Regions from separate parts of the Mus musculus genome. Here region 2 is linked to region 1. The links are chromatin loops, found by intact Hi-C in ENCODE. Cell type or tissue: heart. All regions are shown on one strand. Each heading gives the region's core, and the rest is flanking DNA. Links, peaks and the distances in the headings are about the cores only. Region 1 holds the start of Slc22a23 (solute carrier family 22, member 23). Region 2 holds the start of Prpf4b (pre-mRNA processing factor 4B).

Region 1 (7,563 bases), core at 1,037-6,036:
AATGATGCAGTACATGATTTGCCAAGTTATAATTCAAGAATAAAGAAAATTAATAGATGAGCCGAAACAATCCAGAATACATTTAGTATGACTTGGCTTCTGATTAAAGTTATTTAACCCTGACGCCAATTCCTTGGGATTAACTTTTAAAGTTGGATATCCCTCAATTTTATAGGTAAGCTGAAGTCATTTTTTTTTTTTGTCCTCCTGCTATGTTCAAGGGGAAGAAATTATCCAAGCATATTACTGACTAGGTTGCATCGTATTTTCATTATCTCAGGTTTTGGGAATTGCAGAGTGCTAGATTACTTAACAGAATGTCAAAGGAAGAGAGATGACTCAGCTTCTTTGTGTGCACTCAGGATGCTAATGTGCACTGGGGTCAGGAACTCAGATGGAGATGTTTGCAGGGGCCAGATGATGACGTGACTGTGTGCCAGGCAGTGATAAAGACAAGCTGGGTAACCCTTGCCTGCTCACTGTATTTCAAGTGAGCATGGCCCCATAAATACGGGGCAAGGAAAAGGCCAGACATCTGCTATGTTAGGAGTATTCCCAAACACAGTTTAAAAACATGTTCAGTCCTTCCATTTTGAAATGCTGGCAGTGATGTGTTTTTTTTTTTTTTTTTGGAAACTTTACATATAGTCTGTGAGCTGCAAAGCCAACAGACAACTTCCTATCCAGAGCAATCCACTAACCACAATAGCTCACAAGTCATGGGATTGTCAAGTTCAACTGAATTCTTAAGTTGGCTCAGCTGAACACTTGCTTGAGAGATTAAACAAATATGAAAAGCTTGCTTAATGACTTAAGAGTCAAGGTAAAGCCTTTGTAGATCTTAACAGAGGACATCATCAGATGATCACAGCTGGGTGTACTCAGTCACTCCGCAAGGACACACTGAGAATCTCACATGTGCAGATATTGTTATCACTTCCGGGAACACTGCTGAGCAAGGGAACTACTAGGTGCTTACATTCTGGAGGTGGAAGGTAAAGCCAGTATGTAAGTAAGTAAGTCAAACAACGGCTAACAGCAAAGGCCATCCAAAAAATACGGGGTGGGGTTGTTGCTAGTTGAAAACAACCAACTTCTGTATACTAGCTGGGGGGGGGGGGGGCGGGGGGAGGCTTTAAACACTCACCTTGGAGGCCGCCATCCACTCTGGAATATCAATTTTGCTTTACTTCATTGTTCTAGGGCTCATCCTGAGGTCACCTGTGGTGCGTTTTAATAAATAGAGGGCCAGTTTATTCTAAATTAGTTACATTTTAATCGTCTTGACTAGATTTGGGAGAAATGTTGATCCAAGAGGGACTTAAGGAAGCCCCTAATCTAATCAGTAACTTAATTACAGCGCCTGGGTTGAGGCTGCTGCTGCTGCTGCTGGTGAATTCCAAACATTTGGTGTTGGTTTCATTCGGCTTTAGCTTTAGAGAGCACCATTTTTCAGCATGTCTCCAAAATCTCAGAATGTACCATTTGGGGATTGTTGCTAGACTTTGGAATAAGAATAAAGAGCTTTAAAATGAAGGTCCTTCTAGGCCAGGGCTGTACCCACCTTAAAAGCATACAAATAGCCTTTCCTTAAGAAGGCAAACAGACTTCATTTTATAGCCCCTACTTTTTGTAGGGTTCTAAGCTTTGTTTTATTGTAAATATGTAACGTATACAGGATGCTTTGGTATTTATGTATGTAGCAAAGTGATTACTCGTCAAATAGTATCTGTCACTCCTTTTAAACAAACACTGTTGTAAACTCTTCTGTGGTTGGTAATCTGTTCCTACATGTTGAAATGAAAGAACCCTCGAGGTTAGATGACTAGGGATCTAAAACCAGTGGTTTGTCAAGCATCTAACGCTCACTTCATCTCAGCCCTGGAGGAAAGAATTGAATGACTGTGGATCTGAAAGCAACCCCCTCCAAAGTTCCCCATGATTCTTCTCCCAATTAGATGAGCCATTGCTAAGATCAATGGCTGTGTTTTGCAGTGACTTACAAAGTTTCAGCTAGGTTCCTAGTGAGCAGCTGAGCAAAGGAGTCAGACCCAGACACGGAGCAGGCTTCCTTTGAAAGAACCAACACGGAAGGGGAATGAGAGAAAGCCTGGCTTGTTACATTTCAGTCAGATAAGAAAATGTAGGTTGTGTGCAGAGGGTGGAGTCAGTAATAAATATCTAACATTCATTCATTGAATGCTGACTCTGTTCTGTTGGGGTGTGGGGTGAGCGCGTCCCAAGGATTAGCTCTTCAAGTGATGAGGGGAAGAAAAGTTAAACTAACCAATAAAGTGAAATTAGGAGAAGAAGGTGGAGGAAGAGGGTAGAGGGGGAAGGGGAGGGGGAGGAAGAGAAGGAGGAAGAGAAGATCACATGTATTGGCAGGTTGCACTGTCACTCCTGATTTTGAAAATAATACTTTATTAGATTATAATCATTATACTGCATGATGGGTTTCATAATGACATTCTCACTCAAGTATGTCATTAAATGTGCTTAAATTTCCAGACTGGGTTTCCCAGACCTTTAGTGTCTTCTGCAGCCTGTGTCTCTTCCGTCTATTGTTATCTAATCTCCCCTTCCCAGCCACTCAGGAAAATTCACAGTTGGGTTCCCCAAAGTCCAGCTCTCTGGCAGTCTTCAGAAATAGTTCTCTCCACGTGTCAGAATTTCAGCAGTAAGTACATGTTGACTGGAACATTGAGCTGCATGCTTAAAAAAAAAAAGTCTCCCACTAAATTATACAACATGCAGCTGAGAAAATAACGGAGATGCTTAAAGAACGCATTCCATACATGTACTCGCAGGATATGCTTTTGGGAAAAGAACGCGAGCTTCCTTCCCCTGTGCTAAATAAGACTAGAGATAGATTGCTCCATTTAAGATTTCCATTAATTCCATTAATAAACTTCTCAGAATATGAAATGTCTCGAGAATGTAGTGAGGCTAAGATGAAAGCCGCATAATTCTCACTGGTGTCAGGCCTGGCACGCAGGAGAAGATATGCTAATGCGGCCGTTTGCCGCAGGGCTGGTGTTATTTATATAGTGCTAGCTGGGCAAGGCTGGCTCTGGAGTCTGGAGTGCCAAGAGCATTTGGATCTCCTGTGAGGTGTAGATGTGTGCGCGCCTGTGCGCAGAGCATAGGAATTGTGATTCCGAGACCTTGGGGAGGGGGTGGGGCAGGCCGCCCTCATTCACGTTTGTATCGAGTGTGTGGCTTCTGTTGAAGGTCTAGCCTTCTAGAGTTGTGTTTATTTGACATTCATTCTGGAGCACAGAAAGAAATGGCGATTTGGGGCGGGTGCTGCAGTAGGTCGTGTGTGACCCAGCGTTGTAAGGGGCTGTCATCCTAAAATTGGCAAACATGCCTCCTTGCCCCAGCTCCGTGACCATAAAAAGCTGCCTTATTTGAGTCTGGAAGAAGAACAGAAGGTTGTTCTGGAAGACAGGCAACCCTTGGGCTCAAGACCAGGAGTGGGGTGCCAGCCGCCAGGCACCTCGGAAACGAACAGAGGTCACGGAGAGCCGGTGTGCCCGGGGCGAGGTCCCTTGCGGCTGTGGGACTTGAGACTGGCAGACGACACTGTCCTCTCACTCCCAGCCAGTGCAGACTCCTTGGTGACCCCCGTCCCCCGCGCCCAGAGACCACCAGGGATCTTGCAGCGGCCCGGGTGTCCCTCTCCCCGCCCCTGCGTCTGTCCGGGCGGTGGCGACACGGCCCGGCTGGAGGGGGCGCTCGTGCGCAGGAGCGGCGCAGCAGGTGCCGCGGTTACCTCCACCTCGGCGGGGGGAGAGGGGGCGGGCCGGGGCGGGAGGCGGAGGCCGGCTCGGTGAGCCGAGAGCGCGGCCGGCTCCGCAGGCTGGCTGCGAGCTTGCGGCTTCCGGGAGCGCCCGAAGTCCGTGGAGGATCTCCCAACCCGCGGCCGCCGGCGGCCCCAGCACAACGCGCACCGGTGCCCGCAGGGCCCCGAGTCGCGACAAGGGCGCGGGTCCGGCTCCTCCTCCTCCCCGGCCGGCGCGCATCAGCGGAGAGCCTCGTAGCTAGGCGGGCGCCCGGGCCGCGGCGCGGATGAGCCGCGGCGGCTGAGGACTCGAACGGTTTCTGCCCGGCGCCCAGGGCACGGGGGTGCGCGGGTGACATGGGGGTGGCCTGACTCGCCGGGCCCGGAGCACTCTCTCCGGCCGCGGGCCCTCCTCCTCGGCGGCGGCGCTGTGCCCGGGCGCCCGCCGAGCTCCGCCGCGCTCTATGCGCCTCTGCGGGAGCCGCGGGCCCTGGCCATGGCGATAGACCGGCGGCGTGAGGCGGCGGGTAGTGGTGCCGGGCGGCAGCCGGCCCCGGCGGAGGAGAACGGCTCCCTGCCGCCCGGGGACGCGGCGGCCTCGGCGCCCCTCGGAGGGCGCGCGGGCTCCGGCAGCAGCGCGGAGATCCAGCCACTGCCTGCGCTGCACCCCAGCGGCGGCCCGCACTCGAGCTGCTGCGCGGCGACAGCCGCCCCGAGCCTCCTGTTGCTGGACTACGATGGCTCCGTGCTGCCCTTCCTCGGGGGCCTGGGCGGCGGCTACCAGAAGACCCTGGTGGTGCTCACCTGGATCCCGGCACTGTTCATTGGCTTCAGCCAGTTCTCGGACTCCTTCCTTCTGGACCAGCCCGATTTCTGGTGCCGCGGGGCCGGCAAAGGCACCGAGCTGGCGGGTGCCACTGTCACCGGCCGATGGGGTGACATGGGCAATTGGACCAGCCCCTCGGCCACCCCCTTCTCCACTGCCTCCTGGGGGACCACGAGCAACCGAAGCAACAGCAGCGACACACCACCCCTCCCATCCCCTCCAGGCAAGGGGAACAACGACTCAAATTGCGACTGCCACGCGTGGGACTACGGCATCCGCACTGGTCTCATCCAAAACGTGGTCAGCAAGGTAAGGGCCACGACCGCCGCGTCCCCGCGTTCTTCTTGTGAACCTTTTTCTTCTGACCTCGGTCGCCTCTGCTCTGTGCTCCATCTCTCATTCTCTGCAGACTTAGGTCCAAACCTACCCAGTTGAGGAACCCAAAATGTTAGCCTGTGTACGCACAACCCCGCATTGACTGGGCTCCCGGCTGTCCCTCAAAGGAGATGCTCTTACTTGGATGTGAAGCCAAGGCTTTTTTGCCGCCCTCTGCGGTGCCCGTGACGCTGCATCCGCTTCAAAGAGACCGACTTAGCCTTTTCTAATATCCACACAAACTCCTGTCCCAGTGCACATATGGAAAGGGCTCCCCTCCCCCGAAAGGTTCAAATCCTCTCCTCTATCTAGCTAAGGTGTCAGACTCACTGATGGCTCAGCAGGGGCCCTGGAAGACTCAATCCCTCTTCTAGGGCTTCTCCTTGGAGCCAGGACATAGCCATGTTCTTTCTGCAGGCTGCCTGTCCCTGTGTCTCCCACTAAGAACTAACTATCCAAGAGAAATAGTGTTCTACTCTCAGATATTCTTTCTAGCAGATGTCAGCCTCCCCACACGTGCCTTGAACAGATTAAAGCCAATTGAATCCAAGTTATAGACAAAGAAGCAGAGCCCTTTAAAAAGTTCCCTGGCCAACCCACCCCCACCCCAACCATGAGTTGTCCTTCCCAGAGATCTGACTGTAGACTTTAATGTGTTCCCTCAAATACTTTCTCAGGACTTCAGTAAATAGTCCCATAGCATAGGAAGGTGGGAAGTTTGCAGGGTGTCATCGCTGCTCCTGTACAGCACCTGCTCTGGTCTCAGGCATTGAGACCTGGTGAACTGGTCCCAGTTCGCACTTTGTCCTCCCTGTCCCTTGCAAAGGTCTTGCATTCTGTGTGGTACAGCAGGAGTGTTCTGAGAGAGTTGTATATCACCCTAAAAGTGGACAATACTGTTAGACAATTGTAACCCTAGGTAACCATAATTTTCCATTTTCTTGGCCTGTAGGAAACACTGGATGCCACCTAGTTAAGCAACTTGTGAAACATTTGTAGTTTCTGTCCCTTCGGCAGTTTAAACAGTGCAGTTGGGACAGTTCTGAACTGTGTAAAGTGCTCTGTCTAAATTCAAGAATGGATTTGGACAGTTTATAATTGTGTGTGTGTGTGTGTGTGTGTGTGTGTGTGTGTGTGTGTGTGTGTGTGTAAAATCCAGCTCTCTGCCCAGTGTGTGTTAGTAAACAGTTGTAGCTCATGGATCTGTAAGATGAAACTCTTACATCATCTTAATCATTGTTTTAATCTTGTACCAACCTGGCCAGAAAATGCTGTGTCCTGTGGGAACCAAACCGTCTGGCTTAGTGATCTCTCTGCTTTGCAATATAATTGAGAAGATCCTCCTAGCTTGTCTCATCTTGACTCATCCTCCCCCCCTCCCCCCCAGCCTCTCCCTTCCAAAGGTGCTTCTGTAACTGATTCCCATTCATGGAGGGCAGAGACAATTTTAAAAAGAACGACAACTACCTAAATTGCCATGGGTGCTTGACAACAATAAGGATTTGGTAACACTGCTGAGTACTTGAAGCCTCTTTTGAGAGTGTAGGAAGAGTACTGGTTTGAAGGAGTGTGCGTGAAGAGGGCTTTGTGCTAGAGTCAAGTTGGAAGTTAGCCGGTGGAGCAAACCAACCATTACTCTAGCGGTGGGACCAGGAGACAGCTACTCATCCCCTGCCAGGCATGGTGTGAAGCAGGAACAAAAATAGTTCTTGAAAACAGACTAGATAGAGTCATATTGGAAAGCTGGGCAAGTTTTTAAAATTAGCATTCAGGAGGGCGAACTCTGTGTGTGTGTATGAATGGAGGGGACAATGCCTGACAACACACGGTAGTTACATGTTACAGGCAAGATGACATAGAGGAATGAAGGCCTGTGCACAATAATTAGAGGCATGCTTTCTCATACTGTAAAGGCGAGGAAGGACATATTGATTTTCACAGAGAAATATGCTCCAGCAAGAGGACCGCCCTTCCACCACGTTCTGCTAGGTAACAGTGCTTGAAAGAGCTTTTCCAGCACATTTTGGCTCTCTGGCGGACTTCTCCCTCTGCTAATTGTGCTCGCTGGATTCTGTGCCTATGCACAAATGTAGAAATCTGACTGGGATGCTGCTGGCATTTTACAGTCAAGTGTCTGTCTAGTTTGAACACAGTAAACTGATACAGAGGAAGCCTTCACCTTGTGTCAGTGGATACGACTTCAAGGTTGGAGAAGTTGTCCTGTGTCCCCTTCCCCTCAGGATGTCTTCAGCATGCAGCGTGACTCGTGGAGCTGGTGTGTTCCTGAGACACAGCCCTGTCACTTCTAGCCCTAGCTGTTGGTTGGGAATACATCATCACATTTGCTGTCCTCATACCTGGATGCTGTAAGAGATCACTTAGCTCCAGAATGTTAGAATGAAGATGGTTCCCTGGGCTCTAAGCTTTACCCCCTCAGGGTTACACTCCTGACATGCCCTCATTACTTCAGTTTAAACCCTTCCACAAGCGGGGCTCTGTCCCAAGCAGGCCAACCTGCCCTTCTTTGTAAAGAAGCATGGGTTTTGGTGAATTTCACTAAAGTTCTCTCATGTCT
Region 2 (7,563 bases), core at 937-5,936, 530 kb before region 1:
GCCCAGAAGATTGTGAGTTGGATCCCAGATATTGGGCAGTTAGAGTTTAATTTTCCCTTTTGATTGTGACTGTGCCCTGATATTTCCCCCTCTTGAAGGAAGTTTTTTAGTGAAGCCCACAGTTAAGAGACTTTGAATTTTAAAGTACTTTGGATTTTAAAAGATACTGGATATTTTGAAAGGATTGAACTTTTAATATGTAAAGACTGGGACTTTTAAAGTTGTTTAGATCTTGGGGATGAATAAAAACTAAGGGTTGAGGCTTAATACTGATGTGTTTGTGTGTCAAGTTGACAAGGGGTCAACTGTACTGGCTAGTTTTGTGTCAATTTGACACAGGCTGGAGTTATCACAGAGAAAGGAGCTTCAGTTGGGGAAATGCCTCCATGAGATCCAACTGTAAGGCATTTTCTCAATTAGTGATCAAGAAGGGAGGTTCCCTTGTGGGTGGTGCCATTCCTGGACAGGTAGTCTTGGTTATAAGAGCAGGCTGAGCAAGCCAGGGGAAGGAAGCCAGTAAGTAACATCCCTCCATGGCCTCTGCATCAGCTCCTGCTTCCTGACCTGCTTGAGTTCCAGTCCTGACTTCCCTGGTGATAAACAGCAGTATGGAAGTGTAGATGAATAAACCCTTTCCTCCCCAACTTGCTTCTTGGTCATGATGTTTGTGCAGGAACAGAAACCCTGACTAAGACACCCACCCTTGCTTTTCAAGACAGGAATTCTGTGTGGCCCTGGCTGTCCTCAAACTAGCCCACCTCTACCTGGGCCTCTGGAATGCTGGGATTAAAGGTTTGCACCACCACTGTCCAGCTAGGATAGTCTTTATAAATTGATTTGGGAAGCATTCCATTTATGCCTTATAGGCAAGCAAGCTACACAATTTTTTTAAAAAAAAGACAATTCTTTAAAAATATGTCAATATTGAGCAAAGTCCAATGTAAAGGAAGTAACTAAATGACTTTTCTCTTCCAAACTGAAATGCTTTTACAACAGAATTGATGGAGCCAGGAGTTAGAATGGATCCCAAAGACCAACTGGTCTTAAACCTAGTTTCTGCTTTTCCTTTTCCAAATCATGTTTCAGGAATTAAATTTTAATGTATTATAAACACCACATCAAAAACACATCTTTGGCTGGGCATGGTAGGGATGCTTGTAAATGCAACCTTTGGGAGGCCAGCCTGAAAAGACACAGCCAGCTCAGGGGAGTAAGGTACATCTCCACGGTAGGACTTAGGCTAGTGCATGTTAGGCTCTGGGTTTACTCCTAGTGTCAGCCCTGCTCAATGATCTCAGGCTGACAATGTGGCTCAGGGGTAAAGTACTTGCTTATTAACATGTGCAAAAGGGTTCTTAGTTTGATCCTTAATTCCCCCTCACTCCCTACAACCATCTTTCTGGGACACTAGCAAAAAACATTATTTTAAATCTTAGAGGCAAGTGAAGAAGCCACAGTACAGCAGTCGGGAGCTGGCCTTTAGAGCCACATTTACAAAGTTAAATGTGGCTATCACAGTGCGACCTTGAGCAAACTACTTCATGTCTCTGTGTTAGTTTCATCACCCACAAAATACCAGCAACAACAGGACCCAGCGCCACAGGATTGTTACAAGAATTAATGAGCTACTATTTGAATGATTTGAATAGTACCTGGTCCCTGGTGACTTCGAATACATTTATTTTTTTTTTAAAGCTGAAGTAAAGAGGCTGACAAATGTACAGGCCAGTAAAACAAAAGCCATTTGAGCCTTTAAGGAAAATGTAAACTATGTAATATGTGTGCCCTTAATTTTTCTATTTTGAATAGCTTCCTGTAACTACAAGCTATTCAGAGTAACTTGAAGCCATTTAGGTCAGCAACACACATAGTGCCTGCTTTCATATCAAACTGTTATTTACTCCATTAATTATTTTCAAATTAGCAAAAATAGGACACATTGAGAAGAATTCCATTTACACAATTTCTATGGGGGAAGGGAGGATAAATTAAAAACTACCATCAGTGTTATGTAGTTGCCAGAGCCTAAACAAACCCACGCTTATAAAGATAGGATTAAATACGCAAATAATAGGGCTGACTCTGACTCAAAATAAATGTGAATGGATCCTCCCCTCAAATTAAGTGAATGGACATAATACCAAGAACTTTTCAGATTGCCAGAACTACTTAGCTGAACAGCCGAAGACACCCATCAAGCTAAACTAACATCCTGTAACTGCCACACCATGAACTTGGACAATAAGCTATCTTAAAATCCTATCTGTTCTCTGCTAAGCCCAATTGTCACAACCACAATGCAACTTTCAAGCATACTTAATAAAAACAAATTCTCTGTCAAGCTGAGTAAAGTAAATGACAGGGGAACCCCAAACTAGATTCTCAGCAAAGAAACCAAGCTATCTGTCACAAGTTGCTGGAAACGGTATCAAACACTTTCCTAAACAGGCTGAAAACATAGATAATGCAGATGTAACTGGGGGGTGGGGGGTGGGGGGGGTTGCTGTTGCCACCCAGTCTTCAGTGGTATTCTCTTTAAAGTTAAGCTTTCCTCGCATAAACGTGGGAAACAAAACACTGCTCTTCTTTAAGCAACAGCTAGTCCTTTTGCTTATTCAAGGATGTGTTCTCTTGGCTTCAAATACTTCTATAGTCGCTTAATTAAAAACACAGATTAGAATGATTTAGAAGTAGCAACGATTCCTAATACTTCTCCCATGTCCCTTCCTAAAGGCAAAAACAAACTAGGGCAAAAAACTGCCAGGCCTCAAAACCCAGGTAGTCTACCTTACTTTGCCTCAAGTTTGAAAGTTAGAAATAAGCTACCAATGGACAGAGAAATACCGGGTTGTGGTTGGAAGGAAGAGTAAAGGGCAAAGGACTTCGCTAGCACAATTTCCGGGACAGTCAAAAGTGTGACCCTAGCACCCCCGTCTCTGCTTTTACCATCAGCAGGATCGCAAGGATAGCATATGCGTTAGGAAAGCGGGGCTTAGCCTGCCGGCCGCCACTATTCCTCGGGTCTCTTTAGGGAAGGAGATCACCGAGGGTTGAGATCGGAGAGCTCCACGGTCCCCCAGGGAGGTGCAGGAAGGCGCGACCTCAGGGCAGCAGCAGCCACCACGCTAACTGGACCTGTAGAGGCCGCTCGTGCCGCCGCCTCCCGGGGCAACGACGGACAGCAGGCCGCGCTGCCGGCACCTCAACAGCCGCGGCCCCACCGGCAGCAAAGCCCAGGCCGCTCCCACGCCTCCCGCCGCACCACCCACGGCGCGCGGCAAGGCAAAGTTTGGCTGTCGCCGTTAGGCCTGAACTTTCCCGCCCGTCGCGCAGGTCGCCGCCGCCGCCGTCCCCCGCATTGCCGGCCTGGAGGCCCAGCTCCGACACACCCGCGCGGTGCACTTACTCAGCTTGCTCCCGCAGGGACGGGGGCTCCGTGGCGGCCATCTTGAACTTCCCGACTCCTCCGCGATGCTGGCGGCGGCTCGGCGAACCGTGGACGCCAGTGGAAGCGGAGGAAGAAGGGACAGGCAGCCGCGCATGTGCGGAGCACGTAGAGAAAAGCGGCACTCGGGAGTCCGCGCTAAGAATCCGGATAGAAAAACTCGGCGTCCGGGGGCGGGGCGCGGAACGTAACTTCCGGGGCTAGGGGGCGGGCCGTGGGGAGAAGAAGGCCTGATTCACTTAGAGCGCTGGTTATGTGTGTAAGTGTGAGTGTGTAAGTGTGTAAGTGTAGGGACCTGCTGGAGACAGCAGCAAAGAAAGGGGTCGGGTGCATTGCTGAGAGCTGATTCTCCATGTGATCCAGTAGTGGGTGAAACCTGCTGTGTCTCTCCTTGTTGCTGATTGGCTAGCGGAGAGCTCGTAGACCTGGCCTAATTTAAACAGCCAGAATATCTGCCAGGTCCCCTTTTGACCTTCTGTTCTTTATGGTATGCTTTATATGGGAATTAAGTTTTCTGTTTCTGGGAGGAATACGTTGGAGATAATGGTGATACTGAAATAAGACCGATTTCCGATTTACAGACACCATTCTTCACAGAGTAAAATAAAGCACTTCTAAGCCCGGACACACAAAATAAATGTAATAAAAATGCTCTTGTCGGGCAGTGGTGGCGCACGCCTTTAATCCCAGCACTCGGGAGGTAGAGGCAGGCGGATCTGAGTTCGAGGCCAGCCTGGTCTACAGAGTGAGTTCCAGGACAGCCAGGGCTACACAGAGAAACCCTGTCTCGAAAAACCAAAAAATAAATAAATAAAAAATAAAATAAATAAAGCACTTCTAAAGGAGCTGGTGCTGGAAAACTTTTCCATGGAAGATTTTCTTTTTCACCCAAGTTCATTTCCACGCTATTACGAATTGGAGAGCGAAATCGATGCCTAAAGGCATCCCAAGCTGTTACTGTTAGCAGATATTGAAACATTAGCTTACTCGTGCAGGAAACGTTTACAAAGTGACAGACCAGACAATTACAATTCCTTGGGTTTTTTTTTTTTTTTTTTTTTTTTTCCTCTTCGGGGCCCTGGTAAAGGAACCGCCCGACCCATAGCCGCAGTTTCCGCGGATCAGGACGGAAGTGAGCTCTGCACAGCGGAACCAGCTTCCCGGAAGTCTTTTGGCCAGCCGGAGAGACGCATGCGTGCTGGTGGCCAGAAGAAAGCGTGGGCGTGTTCAAAGCTGCGGGCGGTGGTTGTGGCGTTAGAACTGCGGCGGGCAGCTATGGGGAGGCCCTCCCAGTTCCCTGCTCCAGCTCAGCTGGTCTCCGCCTCCCGATCTCAGCCCCGACCTCTCCTCTGCGGCAACGTCAGCACAGCGGCTTGCCAAGATTGCGTCTGAGCGTACCCCAAGATCCCTCAAGTAGAGGTCCGCCTTGTTCGGTGACACCGTGGAGACCACGGCGCCGGCAGACAATGCAAAAAGTTGAGGCTTTGGAGGCAAGCGTGTCTTTGTGAACGTTTCATCTTTTCCTACCATCTGTGGTTGCTTCAAGTATTATTCCAAACGAGCTGGGCATTCTTTAAATAATTGAAAAATATATTTGAAATATGTGTATTTCTGTGGAGAGCTACTAATCTCGTACACGGTTGCCATGGAACCCAGTGAGCTCTCAATAGGCTAATTGTAACAGACTACAAACAAATTACGAGCATCGTAAAACCCGTTGACTCTTGGAGTTTCCAGGTGTCTTTGAAGAGTGTAGAAGCCATTTGAGCAGCACTTAGGTTTAAAATTGGGATTTGGACCTTTAATGGGAAGACGCCAAACTGGTGTTAACACGCTTGAGGCATCATGCCTGTCTTAGTGTAATTTTTTTGTTGTTTTAAAATACTTCTGTGCATTTGTGAATTTGGACAAACTCAAAGTAAAGGAAAATCATCCCCCAAGTGGATAATTCCACGTTGAACCAGCCCGAACATGTTGGCTTATTTTTAGCCCTTTCCTATGTGAAATATTAAATTTCACACTTGTGTACACAGTGTCATCGCTTGCTCTTTTTCACATAGCAGTTTTTGCTTCATTCTGGTTTGCCAAGCATCTTCTAACTAGATTGTTGTCCTTGTTACTAGGTATCTAGATTGTATCAGCTTTGCAGCAGTATTAACTATAAAGAGAAACACCTAGAACAATGTTCTAAAAGTAAGGGCTGGCTGGTGAGGTGGCTCAAGTGGGAAAAGATGCCTGTCAAGAGACCTGAGGGCCCAGCAGTGGTGTGGCACACACCTTTAATCCCAGCGCTTGGGAGGCAGAGGCAGGCGGATTTCTGAGTTCGAGGCCAGCCTGGTCTACAGAGTGAGTTCCAGGACAGCCAGGGCTACGCAGAAAAACCCTGTCTCAAAAAACAAACAACAATAAAAAAAAGAGACCCGAGGAGCTAGGTTCAATACCCAGACCCCCTCATCGATTGTCTTCTGACCTCTGTTCATGAACACACAAAATAGATGTAATAAAAATGCACTTACATGAACATAGGATTTATGTCAGCAAGGGGTTTCACTGTTTGCTGTGCAACCAAGAACAATTAAAATTTTTTCCTAGTTTTACCACCCAATAAATTGGGGATAATAGTTCTCATTGTATAAACACAATAAATTAAGCAATGAGCAAAATGGCCTATATGAGTAAATGGTAGTTTTTGTGATGGTTTGTATATGCTCTGCCCAGGGAGTGGAACAATTAGAAGGTGTGGCCTTGTTGGAGTAGGTATGTCATTGTGGGTGTGGGCTATAAGACTCTCATCCTAGCTACCTGAAAGCCAGTATTCTGATAGCAGCTTTCAGATGAAGATGTAGAACTCTCAGCTGCCCCTGCACCAAGCCTGCCTGGATGCTGCCATGTTCCCACCTTGATAATGGACTGAACCTGTAAGCCAGCCCCAGTTAAATGTTGTCTTTATGAGAAGAGTTCTTGGTCATGGTGTCTGTGCACAGCACACCCTAACTACGGCTGGGCGGTGGTGTGGCACACACCTTTAATCCCAGCACTTGGGAAGCAGAGGCAGGTGGATTTCTGAGTTCAAGGCCAGCCTGGTCTACAAAGTGAGTTCCAGGACAGCCAGGGCTATATAGAGAAACTCTGTCTCGAAAAACCAAAATAATAATAATAATATAAAAAAATAAAAATGCTTTGCAGTCTCTGAGAGAGGTATATAAGTTGCCGTGTTGTGTGCAATATGAAATTGATGCTGAAATCACTACCCAGAGATAACTTGAATGGTTAAGGGATGATCACAAAAGGGAAGGGAAATGCACCTACCCTAATGTGCTCTTGGTTTTCCTCTGACCTGGGTCTCAATAACTCTTCCTCTTAAGTATACCCCACTTAACTCACAAGTTTCTCATTCTGCACATTAAAAAAAAAAAGACAGTTTCACCCCTCCCCATGATTTTGTCTTGATATACTTATTGACTACCTTATCGAGATCCTGTACTGAAACTTGGCATGGTGGTGCATAACACCATTCCCAGCACTTGGTAGAAGGAAGCAGGGAAATCAGAAGTTCAAGATAAACCCCTGGTTACAAAGTAAATTAGGGGCCAAGCTGGGCTACATGTAACCACATCTCAAAAACCAAATAGATTGTTATAGTGTCAAAAACCAGGCGCTAAGACCAAAGTGTTACAAGGTAAACATTCAGTTTACAGCCAGGCCAAACTTGCAGTCCCCATGAAGTAGGAGAGAGAATCAGAAGACTAAAAGCATGGGAGCCTCTTTGTAGCAAGTAAGCAGGTAATTACAAAAGAGCAGAATTTTTACAGTTGTTTTTAATGATCATGAGAAAAGTGCATGTGGGTTTATAGACAGTTCCTGGAACATACCCTGAAACAATGGAAACAGGGTATGATGTGTAAATCACAAGGTTATAGAGGAAGAACAAATCAAAACAAGCAAACAAAACCAAGTTGGCCTTTAGCTTGGGACATGACTAGAGAAACACACAATAGGGAACACTAAATAAATCAAACTCTAACCTTATGTTTAAGTGGGAAAAGGAAGGACAAAACTGGAGCCAACAGGACCTTAACAAAAATGAAGGGAGGAGGAAGGAAGGTTGCACTGAACTT

Evidence for each region. Hi-C counts contacts between places; a loop is a spot of excess contacts. Peaks named below come from ENCODE experiments on the same cell type or tissue, not always from the same donor. Only the 100,000 strongest peaks of a DNase experiment are listed, where the experiment ranks them.
Region 2: it touches region 1 in a loop (2.2-fold over the local background); 5 of 42 quality-filtered maps call a loop at or near these places.

Annotation. Positions count from the first base shown.
Region 1 is chr13:34,341,518-34,349,080 of GRCm38, reverse strand. Slc22a23 (solute carrier family 22, member 23) reads left to right here and starts at 3,863. Exons shown (of 10, transcript NM_001382849.1): 1 at 3,863-4,922. The coding sequence starts at 4,284. In heart, for the core only: a CTCF peak has its summit at 3,732; DNase peaks (open chromatin) are centred at 3,090, 3,750 and 4,690; H3K4me3 peaks cover 3,300 bases; H3K27ac peaks cover 3,874 bases.
Region 2 is chr13:34,871,538-34,879,100 of GRCm38, reverse strand. It overlaps Prpf4b (pre-mRNA processing factor 4B), which reads right to left and starts at 3,572. Exons shown (of 15, transcript NM_013830.3): 1 at 3,407-3,572. The coding sequence starts at 3,447. It overlaps Gm36839 (a long non-coding RNA gene), which reads left to right and starts at 3,861. Exons shown (of 2, transcript XR_382181.1): 1 at 3,861-3,932; 2 at 4,533-5,473. In heart, for the core only: a CTCF peak has its summit at 3,146; DNase peaks (open chromatin) are centred at 3,070, 3,620 and 4,700; H3K4me3 peaks cover 3,781 bases; H3K27ac peaks cover 3,609 bases.